2 separate regions of the Homo sapiens genome follow, and region 2 is linked to region 1. The links are chromatin loops, found by intact Hi-C in ENCODE. Cell type or tissue: endothelial cell of umbilical vein. All regions are shown on one strand. Links, peaks and the distances in the headings refer to the core of each region. The heading gives the core; the rest is flanking DNA.

Region 1 (2,926 bases), core at 173-2,672:
CTGTCTTTCAGATGTAAAAATCTTTGCCTTCTTACTTCATCATCATTTTCTCTTTAAACTTATGTGAGGGGGTAGACAATCCTGAATACCATTAGGATTTACCCTAACCCTGTTTTCCATGGAAAAGAATATGTAAACTTCCATTAGGAAGTATGTGAAAGAAACTTTCCTTTAAATAAAAATGTGTAAGTGTTTAGAATTGCCCTTGCAAAGCTCTAAATCAATCACCCAGGGCTAATACATCACTTGAGGAGATGGGCTAGTGGCATTCTCATGAACGATCACCTGTGATTACAGAGCTCTGGCTGGCCCAAGATTTTGCTCTCCTGTGGGATTTGACACCATTGATCATTTTAGTTTCCTGCATCAGCCATGCACAGAAAGTCTTAATGGGACAGTATGCAAAATGCATTCTCATTACATTTGTTCTCTTTCTGTTATCAATAACCCAAGGTCATTTTAATATTCTTAATCATTTCTCTCTGAAGAGTATGCCTTTTAGAGCCACATGGCTTACCTTTCAGAAGAAATGATTCAGAACAAGAAGTTAGGTTTTAATTTTGAGATATTTAGACAAGGATGGACTTAGGCAATTGTGGAGGCTTTCACTCTTCTTTGCCAGCAGGTTTCACGTCCATTTTTCCTTCCCAGTCGCTCCTTTGAAACCTTTATTTCAAGCCAACAGTAGAGTTTTATGTATGAATTTTAAAAATTACTTTTCCATTTAACATATTTTAATTTTTTTGATGTTACTTTCTGTTTGTTTTACTATCATTTAAATAGTTTTATTTCATTCAATAAATGTGCCCTCATGTAATCCCTTGTGGTTGGACATCACTTTTCACTATTCACTTCTGTAATAGCATTGAAATGAACATTCCTGTAGTGAAAACTTTCAAGATATTCATGATAATTTCCTTAGGTCAAATTCTTGGATATGAAATTATTATGTCAAAAATAGGCACATCATTAAGTCTTCTTATACAAGTTATGAAGCATTATGATGTGAGAATCACATTTCCTCTCACCCTCTGCAAAATTAGATATTATAATAATCTGCTTGAATATGATGTATTGAACTCTCATTGATTATATCCGTATTTCTTTGATTATTGTAAGTTTGGAATTTTTAGCAGATTTTTGGTTTCTATTGTTTTATCTTGAAAAATACCCAATACAGTGATAAATCAGGGCCTGAAGTGTCATAATTTATAAGCTTACTTGCTGATGTCCAAGGAATAGCTTTTTTCAGTGCACAGAGTTTTAAGGATGTAAAATGTTCAAATAAATGCTTTCTAGTCGCACACTAATTCCTGTCTCCCTTCCAGGGTGAGATTGATTGATATTGCTTAAGTTAATATCAATGTAAATGCATCTGTTTAAACCCATCCCTTAATGTCTTTGAATTTTCTTTTTGCATTTGATGTCAAATGAATATATTCTTTAATTATTGATGAATAGTGACTGAGATGGCTAAAGTTAAGGGAGAAATCAATCATTTAATGTTTATTGGGCCCACTGGATAGTTGGATGTATATTAGACCTCTCCCAGCAGGCAATGACGGTGGACCGTACCCAAGAGTCCAGAGCCATAAAGTGAATTCCTTTCAGCATTTCATAGATAAACCATGCAGCGTACTCAGAAAAACACGGGCTAATCTTTTTTTCCTTGATCTCTCTCCTGTGTCACTATATCTCCAGCTCTATCTTTCACTTCTACTCTTTTCCTCTTACCTTATCAATTTTTTTCTCCTCACTCATATTTCCTTCCTCTGTCATTGTATAATGTGTTTTGAAAAGAGAGGATTTTAAACGTTCTCATCACAAAGAAATGATAAATATGTGAGGTCATATGGAGTGTAATCATTTAACAATGTATACATGTACCAAAACATCACATTGTACCCTATAAGTATATACAATTATTATTTGTCAATTAAAAATAAAAGAAAATAAAAAGAAGTATTCATTAATCTTCCCTCCATATTTTGTTTTGTTTTTTCCTATCTTAATTTATGGACAAGATCACACCAAATCACTTCTACAGGGAAGGGGTGTGATAAGAAAGAAGTCTCCTCCTGGCTTTGAGTTTCAAAGAGTAGAAGAGTTGCTGCATACCCTTACCAACATTTGGTGTTGTTTTACCAATCTTGTGGGTGTGAAATGTGATATTTTTAATTGTAATTTTATTTATTTGATTATAAGTGAAGTTGATTCTTAGGAATTGTTTACATAGTCTAGATATTTTATTAATCCTTTCTTAGTTACTATTATAGACTGCGCGTTTATGTTAAGGACAAATCTTGCTTAAATCTGAGAGCAAAGTAGGTGATAAAGAGAAAAGCATATACGACAACAGCATGAAGTATGTTCACACACTATACACACACACACACACATATATATATATATATATATGCAGTGCATAGGTAAAGATTAAATAATTATAATAAAATGAACAACCATATGCCCACCACTCAGTCTGAGAAATAAAATACTTCTGGTAATTTGAAAATTATCAAATTGTCCTCCCCCTCAATTACACTCAGAGGAGTAATTTTCTGTAAATAATTCCCATAGTTTTCTTCATATCACAATGAACATGTATTTGTGTATTCCCAGATACAGCGCTTGGTTATGCCAATTTTTGAATATGCCTCACTTCACCCAGTGGACTCTGCATTCAAATTTTCTGGGCTTGAGATCCCAGTTCATCACCTTGGTAGGAAGCTATATCAACTTGGGAAATTTATTTCTTCTGTTCAGTCATAATTTCCTCATCCATAAAACGCTAACAGTAACTGTACACAGCTCATATCATTCTTGTGGGATTAAATTATATATATGGCACTTAGCCAAGAGCTTGGTAATAGTAAGCAATTTACATATTCACTATTATCATTATTATTACTATTATGATTACATT
Region 2 (2,926 bases), core at 228-2,727, 67 kb after region 1:
ATAGCTTTAATACGCACTGGGAAACAAAAATATTTGTATGACTCTTTTTATTGTGATACTTTATTGCAGAGGTCTGGAACCAAACACACAGTGTCTCTGAGGTATGCCAGAATTTGAGATATCTCTAAATGAAATACTGGGCTTCATTCCTGACTTTGCTGCAAAATGTTTTATTGGAAAAGAGAGAATTGGACATTAAGCTGAGGAAACCTGTTGAGGATGAAATAATGAGGAAGATGCATCTGTCACGCAGCTCTAAGAAATATGATTCTTCTCACTCACCAAGACCTTGGGGCGGGCTGGATATTTGAGCTCTAGGGGAGAAGGCCTGAAGGAGCCAAGCAATTGTGCCATTGAGTTTTATTATGTTCTGGTCTGCACCCTTTGGAATGGGGCTAATGCTGTCTACACTTTCGGACTCAGGTGGGGCAGGCATAGTAAATAATCAGCCAAGTGTTCACTGTTCACCTAAAGTCTTAATGAAACATGTTCACAAGAGGTTGTCCAACAGTTTTTGTTTCCAAAACATCAATGTTACTTTCATGACTGCAGGGAGTCACCACTACCTAGAGTATATGAACACTTGACTGGTCTATAATTTTAGATAATTTAACTACCTTGTCAGGGCTTTTTTTTTTTTTTTTGGTGGAGTCTCCCTCTGTTGCAGAAGATGGAGTGCTGGAGTGCAGTGGCATGATCTTGGCTCTCCGCAACCTCTGCCTCCCAGGTTCGAGCAACTCTCCTGCCTCAGCCTCCCAAGAAGCTGGGATTACAGGCACCCACCACCACGCCCAGCTAATTTTTGTATTTTTAGTAGAGATAGGGTTTCACCAGGTTGGACAGGCTGGCCTTGAACTCCTGACCTCAGGTAATCCTCCTGCCTCGGCCTCCCAAAGTGCTGGGATTACAGGAGTGAGCCACCGCGCCAGGCCCAGGGCATCTATTTTTTAAACTGGCAAGTTTGGGACAGTCATGCTTCCTTATGTGGCTCCCAGATAATTGGAGAAAATAGGAAAGGAGTGAGTGAGTAGGTGGAGAAAGAATGTGGATGAGATAAATGGCCAGTGGGAATTTGAAAGAAGGACCCATGATGTAAAAGGTGAGATTCATTTTTGGCTAAGGAAGCCTTACAGAACTGGATGAGGAGACGCACTGTATGTAGTACGTGGTGCAAAAAGGAAAAAAAAGAGTTGGATGATCATAGCAGAGTAATGGCTAGATGTGACTCAGCAAACTGCAGACAGGAAACCAGTTTCCTCCAGGTAACAATGACTTTATCTGGTGGAAGATAGTGTTGGCAGGGGAAAAGAAGTCTCACTGGGAACTTGAAGAGGAAGGAATTGTGGCTGCCATCAGTAAATATTTGGATGACAGGGCTCTCATGCGGGTGTTTGTGAGTAAGGAACGGTAACAAAGCCTGGGCCACAGCCTCGTCATTAGAGAAACGCTCACTGTTTTAGAAAAAAGAAAAATAGTAATGAAAAGTAGAGATCTGCAAAGAGGATTTGAGGTTTAGAAACAGGCGAGAGGGAAAAAAAAAGGTGCTATGTTAAATTTGAGACCCCAGTGCTGGACCAGTTTTCCAAAGAGAAGATGGAGGCTGGGCGAGGTGGCTCATGCCTGTAATCCTAACACTTATGGGGGCTGAAGCAGGTGGATTACCTGCGGTCAAAATTTCAAGACCAGCCTGGCCAACATGGTGAAACCCCGTCTCTACTAAAAATGCAAAATTAGCCTGGCGTGGTGGCGCATGCCTGTAATCCCAGCTACTCGGGAGGCTGAGGCAGGAGAGTCGCTTGAACAGGGGAGGTGGAGGTTGCTGTGAGCCAAGATCACGCCACTACACTCCAGCCTGGGCAAAAAGAGCAAAACCCCATCTCAAAAAACAAACAAACAAAACTAAACAAAAACCAGAGAAGATGGAGATAATTTAAAGAGAAAATTAAGAATGTAAATAAAAATAACTTGATGAGTGTGCTGAAGGCTGCTTGATTAATAGTGCCAGCTAACATTCCGAAGGAAAAGAAAGTGGATTAAGATTTTTCAGGAGGGAAGAGAGCAGCACACAGGTGAGCCCGGTGGATGTCGTCACTGAACATACGATAGACTCTGTGGCAGAATATCCACACTTAGCCCTTACCTAGCCCTGATTGCCTGCTTTTCTGGGAATCAAAAGAGACTGAAAACCAAATAATTTTGCTCCTGCTAGGAAGTCTGGTAAATATCTGTCAAAGAGAACCTTCAAACTATTGACTATAATGAGGTTTGTGTATCTAATTTATCCATACTAGTCTCCTCTTCCATTATCATTGATTATGGAGAATATGCTATACTTCCTTCAGTAAAAAAGCTATATGAAAATGTTTAAAAAGCTGAGTTATACATGCTAAGCATACAGGATAATATGCAACTACCCAATTTTAGTCATTTTCATGACATTCATTGAAACCTGAATACAAATAGAGAAAATTTTCCAAATACAGAATTATTTTAAAGCAGAATAAGAGTTAAGATGCCTCAAAGAAGAACGAGATTTTAGAAATAATTATAATACACAAGTATTTAAGATACTTTGAGAGTCAGCACTGATTATAAAGAGTTAAGGAGTAAAGAACAGACATACATCATAGTCATCTGTCAGAGTAAATAGTTAGAGGGCATATTCTAGCTTCCTGCCATGTATGTTCTTGTTGAAAGAAAATGTTCATTTACTCTCCCTGTCTCATTTCTCTCAATCTGACCAATTCATTTATCTCTTTCTGGCTGTACTTTCTCTCTCAAGATGTACCCATGACCAGAATACCACTCTCATGGTTACCTTAGAATCTCATGGCCTCTGCTTTGCCCAGCCTCAGGCTCGAGTCACTTGCATGACACGCTCTGTGCCCTCTCCTCCTGGTCCAGATAGCATCAGCAAACACCCCAA

What was found. Peaks named below come from ENCODE experiments on the same cell type or tissue, not always from the same donor. Only the 100,000 strongest peaks of a DNase experiment are listed, where the experiment ranks them.
Region 2: a loop joins it to region 1, with 5 times the contacts of the local background. A loop is called at or near these places in 2 of 110 quality-filtered maps.

What each region holds. Positions count from the first base shown.
Region 1 is chr4:165,553,751-165,556,676 of GRCh38, forward strand. No RefSeq gene overlaps it. Among named protein-coding and RNA genes, the nearest start is that of LINC01179, 130 kb to the right of the region's middle. In endothelial cell of umbilical vein, for the core only: no CTCF peak of the experiment used is centred there; a DNase peak (open chromatin) is centred at 1,731; H3K27ac peaks cover 1,102 bases.
Region 2 is chr4:165,620,947-165,623,872 of GRCh38, forward strand. No RefSeq gene overlaps it. Among named protein-coding and RNA genes, the nearest start is that of LINC01179, 62 kb to the right of the region's middle. RefSeq lists an enhancer at 1,091-1,385. In endothelial cell of umbilical vein, for the core only: no CTCF peak of the experiment used is centred there; a DNase peak (open chromatin) is centred at 1,265; H3K27ac peaks cover 1,657 bases.